3 separate regions of the Homo sapiens genome follow, and all the other regions are linked to region 3. A link is a contact called in ENCODE Hi-C or POLR2A ChIA-PET data. All regions are on one chromosome and are shown on one strand. Each heading gives the region's core, a stretch centred on a gene start or an enhancer-like site at or near the end of the contact. The rest is flanking DNA. Distances are from core to core; before and after follow the strand shown. Region 1 overlaps ADCY2 (adenylate cyclase 2). Region 2 holds the start of IRX2-DT (IRX2 divergent transcript). Region 3 holds the start of ICE1 (interactor of little elongation complex ELL subunit 1).

Region 1 (2,885 bases), core at 89-2,588, 2.4 Mb before region 3:
CAATCTTCACATGTGCTGGGAAAGCAAAAATTTGTGACTCGCTTGATAGTGATATTCACTTTATTGCAGAGGTCTGGAACCAAACCGGCAATATTGGTAAAGTATAGCTATACTTGCTTTTGCCAAAGTCTTGTTTTCCTGTATTATTTCCAGAAGACTCACAGAGCAGTATCACCAAGAGTTTAGTGGAAATGGATTAGTGTGGTGGATGCCGGGGCAACCCACACAAAGGGGCTGAGGGCCTGCTCCCATCCACCCCATGCCCCAGAAGCCTCCCCCGGGGCCTCTGCATTCAGAGGCACTGAGCACTCAGCACCAGGGCTTGGCCCACCCTGCTGAGAGGGGGCTGGGAAGGCAGGCACTGCCCACAGTGCTTTTTATCCAATGCCAGGAACAGGAGCGAAGTGATTACATTGGGTTTTGTTTTCCACTTTATTCAGGCTCTAAAAATGTTGGGCAGGAGCCCTTTCTGAAAGCTTTTGATCAATTCCCAGGGGCAGTGATTCTCAAGTTTTGCATGAATCTGGGATATTTGCTTAAAAGATAGCTAACAGTATTTACTACATGCCATGCACAGTTCTAAGAGCTTCATCTAAATTATTGCTTCAAAAATTGGTAATGGTCTCTGAGAGGACTCTGAGGCCCCATAGCCAAGAGGTGCCAGGGCTGGGACAGATGCTTTGCTCTCAGTCACCTCTCAGGGCCCAGGAGGTCAAGGAAGGCTTGTGTGGGGACCAGTAATAGCTTGTTTAGCAGGTGCTTCACTTTCAGAAGCACTGCTCTTGTCTGCAGGGACTTCTTTGGTCCCAGCATCAGCCACACTCTGCCATGCAGTTTCAGTAAGGGGTAGGGCTTCTGCTTGGGGAAACCTTAGGGAGGAAAAGAGCTCAGGCAGGATGTCAGTATTTGGTCCTGACACTGTAGAGGGGACAGAAACCTTGATGATAGCTACACTCTTAAACAGCATGGGCACCGTTATCATTCAGCTGTGCAAGGCCACACAATATTAGCCCCACCTGGCCTGGGATTGCAAGGTTAATATTACATCATTAGGTCAAGGAAATAGATTCTTCTGTCCAGTGAGGAGGCTACTTTAGGGCAGCAGGGTCCGATGGCCACAGGAGACATTCCACAGAAGGGAGGGGCACGACTTTGCTATGCTTTATGCACGCAGGTGGCTCTTCTTATAACACCCTCATTATGTGTTTTCAGAAACAAACAAAACTCTCCCTTTCTGAGACTCACTGTGGGAACTCTGAGAACTTTTGGCAGGGGGTTGGTGCCTCTCTTTCTTGCTCAGGCCCTTTGTGTGGGCTCTGTTTTGCATGCAGTGCTGTTCCCATGGGGACTGAAGCCTCCAGAATCTCCCCACACTCACTGTTCCCGCAACTGGCTAGCAAACCTCCCCTGGGGGAGTACAGGGTCCTTGAGGAGACGGCATAGGTCTGCTCTGATTGTGGTGGGGATTGGGGGCTCCTTTTAATAGTTTAGTCCCCAAGTCTTACAATGGCTGCTAGAGTAGCCATCACCCCCATTGCTCACCCTATTAGACAGAAATTGGTAGTAACATTTGAAATGTTACAGCCAAGGGAAGATCTGCATTGTGTGATTAAGTACAGAGAACCCTGCAGCCCGCCAGCTGAGCAGAATGACACGATCATTTCATTTCCCAGCATCACAGTGGGAATGATGATGCTCTGATTTAAGGTTCAGTGTCCACTCTTCTCCCTTCCAGAGAACATGTCAGGTCAGCAGCGAGACTGCAAGCCTACCAGGCAGGAATCACTGGCCTTGAGCGTCATCCAAACACCCTTGGCATGCCTGTTATGGAACGTGGAGCCATCCATGCTGGTCCAAGTCTGAAGAGCTCTGAAACCAAGCTCTTTCATTCTCCTATAGGGCTGTAGGCTGCCCCCAGTCAGGTGTAGATTTGAGGACCCCGTGTTTCCCGAATGAAGGAAGGAACCATCTTCAGGTGTTGCAACTGGAAGCTTGGTGAACAGGCACTGATCATCTGCAGGGGGATTTATATCAATGCTTAAAGACAGGTCCCTATGTACACACAGGGCTACAGTGGCTGTGATGACACCCCCAAGGGGTTCACCTTCTTTATTTGACAAATACAGAAACAAAGCCCAGAGCTGGCTTCATCTAAATGTTCCCATTCCTGCTTTGCTCCTGGAAAGTTTCCGAGCTGCCCTTGCAGTGAGGCAGTGCCAAAACCAGGGCTCACCCCAGGTCCCGAGTCCCCACTCCGGGCTCCTGTTAGGCCATGCTGCCTGCCCCACTACTCGGCTTTACACCATGGAGCTCGCAGGGTGGTGAATGCTACAGGAGACACTGTGTGTCTTTTTTGTTGTTGTTGTTGAGATGGTGTCTCGTACTGTTGCCCATGCTGGAGTGCAAAGGCACGATCTCGGCTCGCTGCAATTTCTGCCTCCTGGGTTGGTGCGATTCTCCTGCCTCAGTCTCCTTACTAGCTGGGATTACAGGCACATACCACCATGCCCGGCTAACTTGTTTTTGTATTTTTAGTAGATACAGGGTTTCACTATGTTGGCCAGACTGGTCTTGAACTCCTGACCTCATGATCCGCTTGCCTTGGCCTCCCAAAGTGCTGAGATTACAGGCCTGAGCCACCGCACCCAGCTGACACTGTGTGTCTTTAACCCAACAGCAGCACTCCTTAGGAAACTTGGAGGAAAATGTCACGTCACCCTCAGGAGCACCAGAGGGTTGTGCAGTGGCATGAAGGTCCCTGGTACACAGCAGGGCCACAGGGGAAGTGGAGGAGTCACTGTGAGCTGCCAAGACCCGCACTTTGCTGCTGTCTTCCCTCTCATGCGTATCCCACCTGTGTGGATGTGGGTCCCGTGCACGCCTCT
Region 2 (3,001 bases), core at 359-2,858, 2.7 Mb after region 3:
TGTGTGCAGGATGGGGGTGTGGTTTGTAGGAAGAGTGGTGGGGGAGCAGTGTGGGCGAAGGGGTGGGTGGGATAACTGGTAGGGGGCGAGTGGCTCGGCTCGGGAGCTCCTGGCGGGAGGGGTAACGTGCCTGGACCGCGCCTACCGGGAGCCTGCCGGCTCAGGAGGAGCCATCCTCAAGCACAGCACTGCAGTTTGCAACTGGTTCCCTTGCACCTGGGGAAAGACAGCCTGATGCCGTGAGTGTTTCTCTTGCGCCCTGGACCAGACTGGCAACCCGGGCTCCGCTCCCTCCGCGCCGCTGCAGCCGCACCACAGGGAGGCCGCAACATGCCCTGCGTCCTGAGATCACTAAGGCTGCTCCGCAGGCTGCAGGGCCAGCAGGGGTGCAGGAGTCGGCTGCAGGCCTGAGCTGAGGCCCGCCCCAGGCCACTGCGCTCTCTCTTCTCCACCGCACCCACCCGAGACGGCTTCCGAGGATAGAGGCACCTGCTGGGTGGGTGCTCCCAATAGGCCAGCACAGACCTGACACTCTTCCATCCCCCTGAGCGCCCCCCATAGGTGACCCTTCGGAGTGGGCAGCCAGACGCCCTCTTCGGCCATCCCCGAGTGGAAAAGGGTTGGAGAAGCGTGATGGGGAGAGGGTTCTAGGAAGCTGGGGTCCTAGGAACCCTCGCCAACCGCCTCGCTTCTGAGCCCCGCAAGGCAACCGCCCCCCTACTCCAGCCGCGCGTCACCTGAGCTACCTGTAATGCCCACTGCACCGGCGGCGCCAACCTGAGCTCCTGCCCGTTCTCGACGTGACTGGGAGGCTTCAGGTCCTGCCAGAGGCGGTTTGTCAGGTAACAATCATCCCCCCAGTGTTTTGACAACACAAATCTGAAAGAGGAGTCAACTTAGAAAAACAAAATAAAATAAAACTCTTTAGGGGACGGCGTCTTCTTAGCTGAAGCCCTGGCGTCATTCCCAACAGTGGAAAGTCGTAACGTTCAGGGCCCCGGGGGTTGCGCTGCGGATTTGGGGGCAGAAAGCTCACCTCAGGGCCCTCCTGGCAATTCGCAACCAAGGCGCCCCGGATCCAGGTCCATGCTGGGCGGAGTGGACCGCGAGGGGTAGGCGACCAGACGCGAGGCCACGCGGGGAGCCTCGGGCCAGGAGGCAGAGCAGGTCCGGGACCGTGGAAGTGAGAGCCGCGCGCACTGCCCGGAGGAAGACCCGAGCCGCGGGCGCCACCATCCTGACCTCCCCACTTCCCTGCGACTTCCGGATTGGACACAGGGGCCGGGCCTCCTCGGGGTGCACAGCGGGGCAGGCTGTGAGTCCCCTAATTGGACCCGGCCTGGCCTGACCGCGGGCGGCCTCTGCCTAGTCCGTGAGGGTGGAGAAGGGGGTGGGGGCGGGGTAGTGGCTGGAAGGGGCGGGGGCCGGGCAGGGGCGAAGACGGTGGCCGGGGACGGTGGGAGCCGGCCGGAGCCGGGCAGGGGACGTGGCTCCGAGTGGATGGGAGTGGGAGGGGTGCGCGCCGGGGCACGCAGCGCGGCCGGGCTGGGCTGCAGGTCCGCGAGCCGCGGGCTGGGGCCGGAGCTGCTAGAGAGGCGGCTGCGCCACAAAAGCCTGCCGGTCCCTCCCGCCGCCCGCCTCCGTCGCCTCCGCCCTCCCCCGCCTCCCTCCCGTCTCTCTGCCCCTCCCCCGGCCGCGGCCCGGAGGCTGCAGCGGGCGGAGCAGGGGAGGGGCGGGCCCCCGAATATGCAGATGAGCGCGTGATGGACAGCTGCGCGTTCCAATGTCCCTCGGAAACTCGAGCGCTCCTTCCTCAACTCCTCACTCCCGACTCCAGACTCCCCCAAACCCCGACCGCCGGCCTGGCGCGCGGCTGCGCCCACCGGCTCCGCGCTGCTGCCGCCGCCACCGCCACCCCGCCGCCGCCCCGGCCCGCGGGCCGCCCAGGCTAGTACCCGGGCCGGCCTGCCTCCGCCGGCCGTCCGGGTGCCCGCCGCCGCGCCGCGCCCCGGCCGGGCGTGGATGGAGGGCGCCGCGCGCCCTGCCCGCTGCTCGGCGTGACGCGGGCCCCGCGCCCCGCGCCCACCATGTCCTACCCGCAGGGCTACCTGTACCAGGCGCCCGGCTCGCTGGCGCTCTACTCGTGCCCGGCCTACGGCGCGTCGGCTTTGGCGGCTCCGCGCAGCGAGGAGCTGGCGCGCTCGGCGTCGGGCTCGGCGTTCAGCCCCTACCCGGGCTCGGCGGCCTTCACGGCGCAGGCGGCCACCGGCTTCGGGAGCCCGCTGCAGTACTCGGCCGACGCCGCCGCCGCCGCCGCCGGCTTCCCGTCCTACATGGTAACCGGGCGCGGGCGGGACGCGGGACTCCTGGGCGCCGGGACCCAGACGGGGCTCAGGCGGAGCGGGGCTCGGGTTCGGCGGGCGGGGGCCGCCGGGAATGTGGCGCGGCTGGCGACTCAGGAGTCGCCGGCTCGGTTGGCCGCCCCGCAGGCTGAGCCGGGCCCCGGGTGGGGAGGGCAGCGCGGCAGGCGGGGACGTCCCTGAGCCCGGCCGGGACCCGCGCGCCCCCCGCGCGTCCCCTCGGCTCGCCGGCTGATTTTCTCTGAGAGCCTGGGAAGTGCGTCTCCGCCGGGGCCGGGGTCTGGCGCCGTTTGTCCCTGGTTTCCGCACCGCAGCCTGGGGAGGCGTTCGGAGCGGGCTGTGTGCTCGCCTGCATTGGCGTGGGGCGCGAGGGTCCGCGTCACTGCGGCCTCTGAGCCGACGGCCGGGCGGTTCGCATTCACTCGCGGGGCTCAGGGCGGTGGGGGTCACCGAGTTAGGCCCAGGAGCCGAGCATTCAGCTGCGGCTCCGGAGTCCGGCCCGAGGCGCCCAGGTTTCGGCCTTACTCTGTCCAGCGGACCATGCTTTCAAATATCGTGCTTGCGGGCGCGTGACCCGCTAAGGGCCGCCTGAGTCCTCCGTGGCCCGAGCGCAGCTCCTGCTCCGGCGACCTGGGGGCGGC
Region 3 (3,091 bases), core at 592-3,091:
ATGCCATAATTGCAGTGTCTAAAATACGGCAGGTGATCAATAAATGTTTGTTGAGTGAATTGGCTCGAATAATAAATACAATGTATTAAAGATTCGGGAGAACTCCAATCACGTTCCTGGGGTGGTGGTGGCGGGGGCGGGGGGGCGTTATAAGATACCTACACAATGCAGCTCAGTGAAGGCAATGATCTGTTAGTTCTCCTTCTACTCACAAAAGCAGCACATTTCCTTCCTCCCCTTCCTTCAACACTTAAAATGTTTGCAATCAGTTCACAGATATTGCACTTAAAATGCAAACCAAGTTTCTCGGCATGGCCTACCTAGCCTGCACTCCCGTCTGGTCTCATCAACCATCTTCCGTGTGCACTATGCTCATGCCAACCATACCATGTTCTGCTCATCAAAGACACCCTGCTCCTTCTCACCAAAGGAACCTTTCCACCTGTTAATCCCTCTATCCAGGAAGCTCTTCCCACATCTCTTCTGACAGCCCGATCCTTCCCATTATTCAAATATCTGAAAGTTACTGACTCAAAAATTCCCTACCTGACTACTCTAGCTAAGAGACAAGACCAATATTCCAACATCCTCCTTTATTTTCTAACACCTAAAATCTTCTGAGGCCTTATTCACACATATGCATCTTACTTATGAGAGATCCTATTTTGTTCACCACAATGTCTGTAGTTCCTAGAACACTAGGCAGAGTAGGTAATGAGGTGCTGGTGAGTTCCGTTTTATCACTGAAACCGCGATAGTAGGAAGTTAAAAGAGACCCCCGACATCAGGCAGCTAGGAGAGTCGTGGGAAATGAGGGGCACTATTGCCCAAGTACCACCCCATAAGATCTGGAGCCATACTCTAGCAATTCTCCCTTATGTCACTCTAAAGAAGAGCCCACGCCGCTGTTAGAAACCTCCAGTCTCTGCATGCCTTTCATAAACTACTTTTATCAAACAACTGACAAGCTACTTGACCAATTACTTGGCTTGCTTTTTAAAAAATTAGCCTCGGGATGGCACATCTGCTATAAGCTGAAACGCCTCCCTAGACTCTTCGAGTCTAAGACTCAGACAACCCACATGTCACGTAAGATTCTGCCTCCAAACAACAAATACTCAGGATGGGCCAGAAGACCAAAGCGTTATCCTCAGGGAGATAACTGCCCTCGGCGTTTCACCTGTCCCTCACTGACCTACGGAGTCTGCCCTAGGGAGCTCCGAGGCCGGGTAGGGAAGGTGGGGGGCCCTCCAAACCTCGCTTACTCCACCCCCACCGTTACACCAGCGCATTCCAGTCAATGAACTCTGGGTTTCAAGCTTAAATAAAGCAAAGAAAGCCGTCCCCAAAACTCATGTAGGAAAAAGAGAGCAGAGAGACGAGCGAGCAAGAGCTACGGTTGGGAAGGGAGAGCAGCGCACTGAGGCACAGCCCGCGCGGCCGGACCCCACATCCCTGCGCTCCCGGCCGGCCGAGCCGAGTCCCCCCCCGCGCCCGGGGCCCCGGGAGGTGCTGCACCTGCTGCAGAGAGGCGCAGCCCTGACATCGCGACAGGTCCGCCGCCGTCCCGGGCGCCGCCGAATGGGTCTCGCCCGGCATCATGGTGCCGCCGCCGGGCCCGGTGGGCACGCACGCCTCAGGGGCCCGCGGCGTCGGCCCCGTCCTGTCTCTGCTGATGCCGCCGGGGCCGCCGCCTGCCAGGCCGCTTCCCGCCAGGTCCGGGCGGGTCCATCCGTGCACAGAGGTCCCCGTGGGGCTAGCAAAAGGCTCTCCGAGCCAGAGCTGCCTCAGGCACTAAAAAGAAACGCTACCCGGCGCGGCCCCCGAGCGCGACGCAGTCCAGTCAGGGCCCCGCCCCGCCCTGGCTCGCCCCGCCCCGCCCTGGCTCGCCCCGCCCCTCCCCTGGGCGCGGGGCTGCCTAAGGCGCTGCCTGAGCAACACCGGGAGAGGAGCTGTGCTATGCGGCGGGGGAGACGCCCACAGAGGAGCAGCCAATAGGAGTAGAAGGATCGAAGGTGCATTCCTACCACTGTTAAGGGTCGATCCTTTATTGCCACCTTGCTGTACGACAGGCTTTCCATAGACACCTAAAGGCCTCCGCTATGTGGGCGGTGACCCGCCCGTGACGTAAGCTCCAGACGCCTGAGAAGTGGAAGGACCCGGCGTCCAGGACAGGAAAGTGCGTGATTTACAGCTAGAGGGATAGGCGCTGTCCCGGAGCCCGTCCTGGGCCAGGGAGCAGGAGAGGGAGGGACTACAGTTCCCGACGCGCTGCGGGGCGGGCGGAGATCGTGCGCTTCGGCGCCAGTTGCACGGCCTTAGCAGCCAGTGGCGGCTCCCCTGCTCCTGTAACAGTCCCCTTGTCTTCTGACCTTTCGCTCCTCGGTCATGTGTCCTCGCCGGTCGCCGCGGCAGCCAGTGATGCCCGAGCGGCGGGTTCCCAGGCCCAGGTGTGGGCGCCACCGCCCACCATGCGCCAAGCCCAGAGCCTGGTTGAATCGTTCGCCACCTTGTCTACCCATTTTGGCCATTATCCTGCCACCTCCAAATCCTGTTTTTGACACTTCTCGGGAGAGAGAGAAAACGGAAAGATAAAGGAATAAACTCCTCGTGGTCGTAGTTAGTGGGTAAATTCAGATCTCGTTTGAACCGAGGTTTTTCTTATCTCCAGCCACCGTATCCACCACCACCAGAATCGTCTTTTTAGTCATCACAGCTGGTCGCCGTCAGTACCTTGTTCAGAAGCCTCTCGCAGCTTCCATCGTGTGGTTATACAATCCAAATTCCTTATAAAGTCCAAATTCAAGAGGAGGAATGCACGTTTAGTTAAGTTAATGTCTAGACCTTACCAGCCAATTTCTAGCTCCTCAGTATGGAAATTGCAACTGAAAACACCCCTTCCAAAAAAAGCAGTCTGCATTTTTCTCTGAGTTTTCTTCTCCAAATTTCGCACCCCTGACCTTGCTTACACACTCTGGATACCACCTGCTGTGGAGTGGCGGAAGCAGACATCCAGCGATAGCTAAGTTTCCTGTCGTTGACACCCAAGCAAGACAGGCGTGTACCTAACTGAGGACCTGCCGGTGATAGA

The links. A loop is a pair of places that touch in the nucleus more often than their neighbours do. ChIA-PET counts read pairs that join two places held with the same protein, here RNA polymerase II (POLR2A). Pooled maps may share reads with other maps.
Region 1: a loop to region 3 is called in a pooled map, with 4 times the contacts of the local background. The contact joins the enhancer-like site here to the promoter of ICE1 in region 3. A Hi-C loop is called at or near these places in 2 of 50 pooled maps.
Region 2: a loop to region 3 is called in a map of chondrocyte, with 4 times the contacts of the local background. The contact joins the promoter of IRX2-DT here to the promoter of ICE1 in region 3. A Hi-C loop is called at or near these places in 1 of 168 maps with a recorded cell type or tissue (chondrocyte). POLR2A ChIA-PET finds 5 or more read pairs at or near these places in 1 of 52 experiments (AG04449).

Annotation. Positions count from the first base shown.
Region 1 is chr5:7,792,933-7,795,817 of GRCh38, reverse strand. All of the region lies in intron 20 of ADCY2 (adenylate cyclase 2), which reads right to left. Among named protein-coding and RNA genes, the nearest start is that of CFAP90, 57 kb to the left of the region's middle. RefSeq lists enhancers at 1,030-1,129, 1,380-1,539. Within about 2 kb of position 1,338, at least 2 of the 41 ENCODE cell types and tissues checked have a DNase peak (open chromatin) inside an H3K27ac peak, as active enhancers do.
Region 2 is chr5:2,750,500-2,753,500 of GRCh38, reverse strand. It overlaps IRX2-DT (IRX2 divergent transcript), which reads right to left and starts at 1,608. Exons shown (of 4, transcript NR_122126.2): 1 at 1,037-1,608; 2 at 747-821; 3 at 146-216. It overlaps IRX2 (iroquois homeobox 2), which reads left to right and starts at 1,824. Exons shown (of 4, transcript NM_033267.5): 1 at 1,824-2,336. The coding sequence starts at 2,088. RefSeq lists an enhancer at 785-1,709.
Region 3 is chr5:5,421,427-5,424,517 of GRCh38, reverse strand. It overlaps ICE1 (interactor of little elongation complex ELL subunit 1), which reads right to left and starts at 1,841. Exons shown (of 19, transcript NM_015325.3): 1 at 1,519-1,841. The coding sequence starts at 1,602. LOC101929200 (a long non-coding RNA gene) reads left to right here and starts at 2,389. Exons shown (of 6, transcript XR_001742583.3): 1 at 2,389-3,091. RefSeq lists silencers at 1,409-1,548, 1,609-1,938 and enhancers at 1,969-2,218, 2,084-2,594, 2,595-3,091.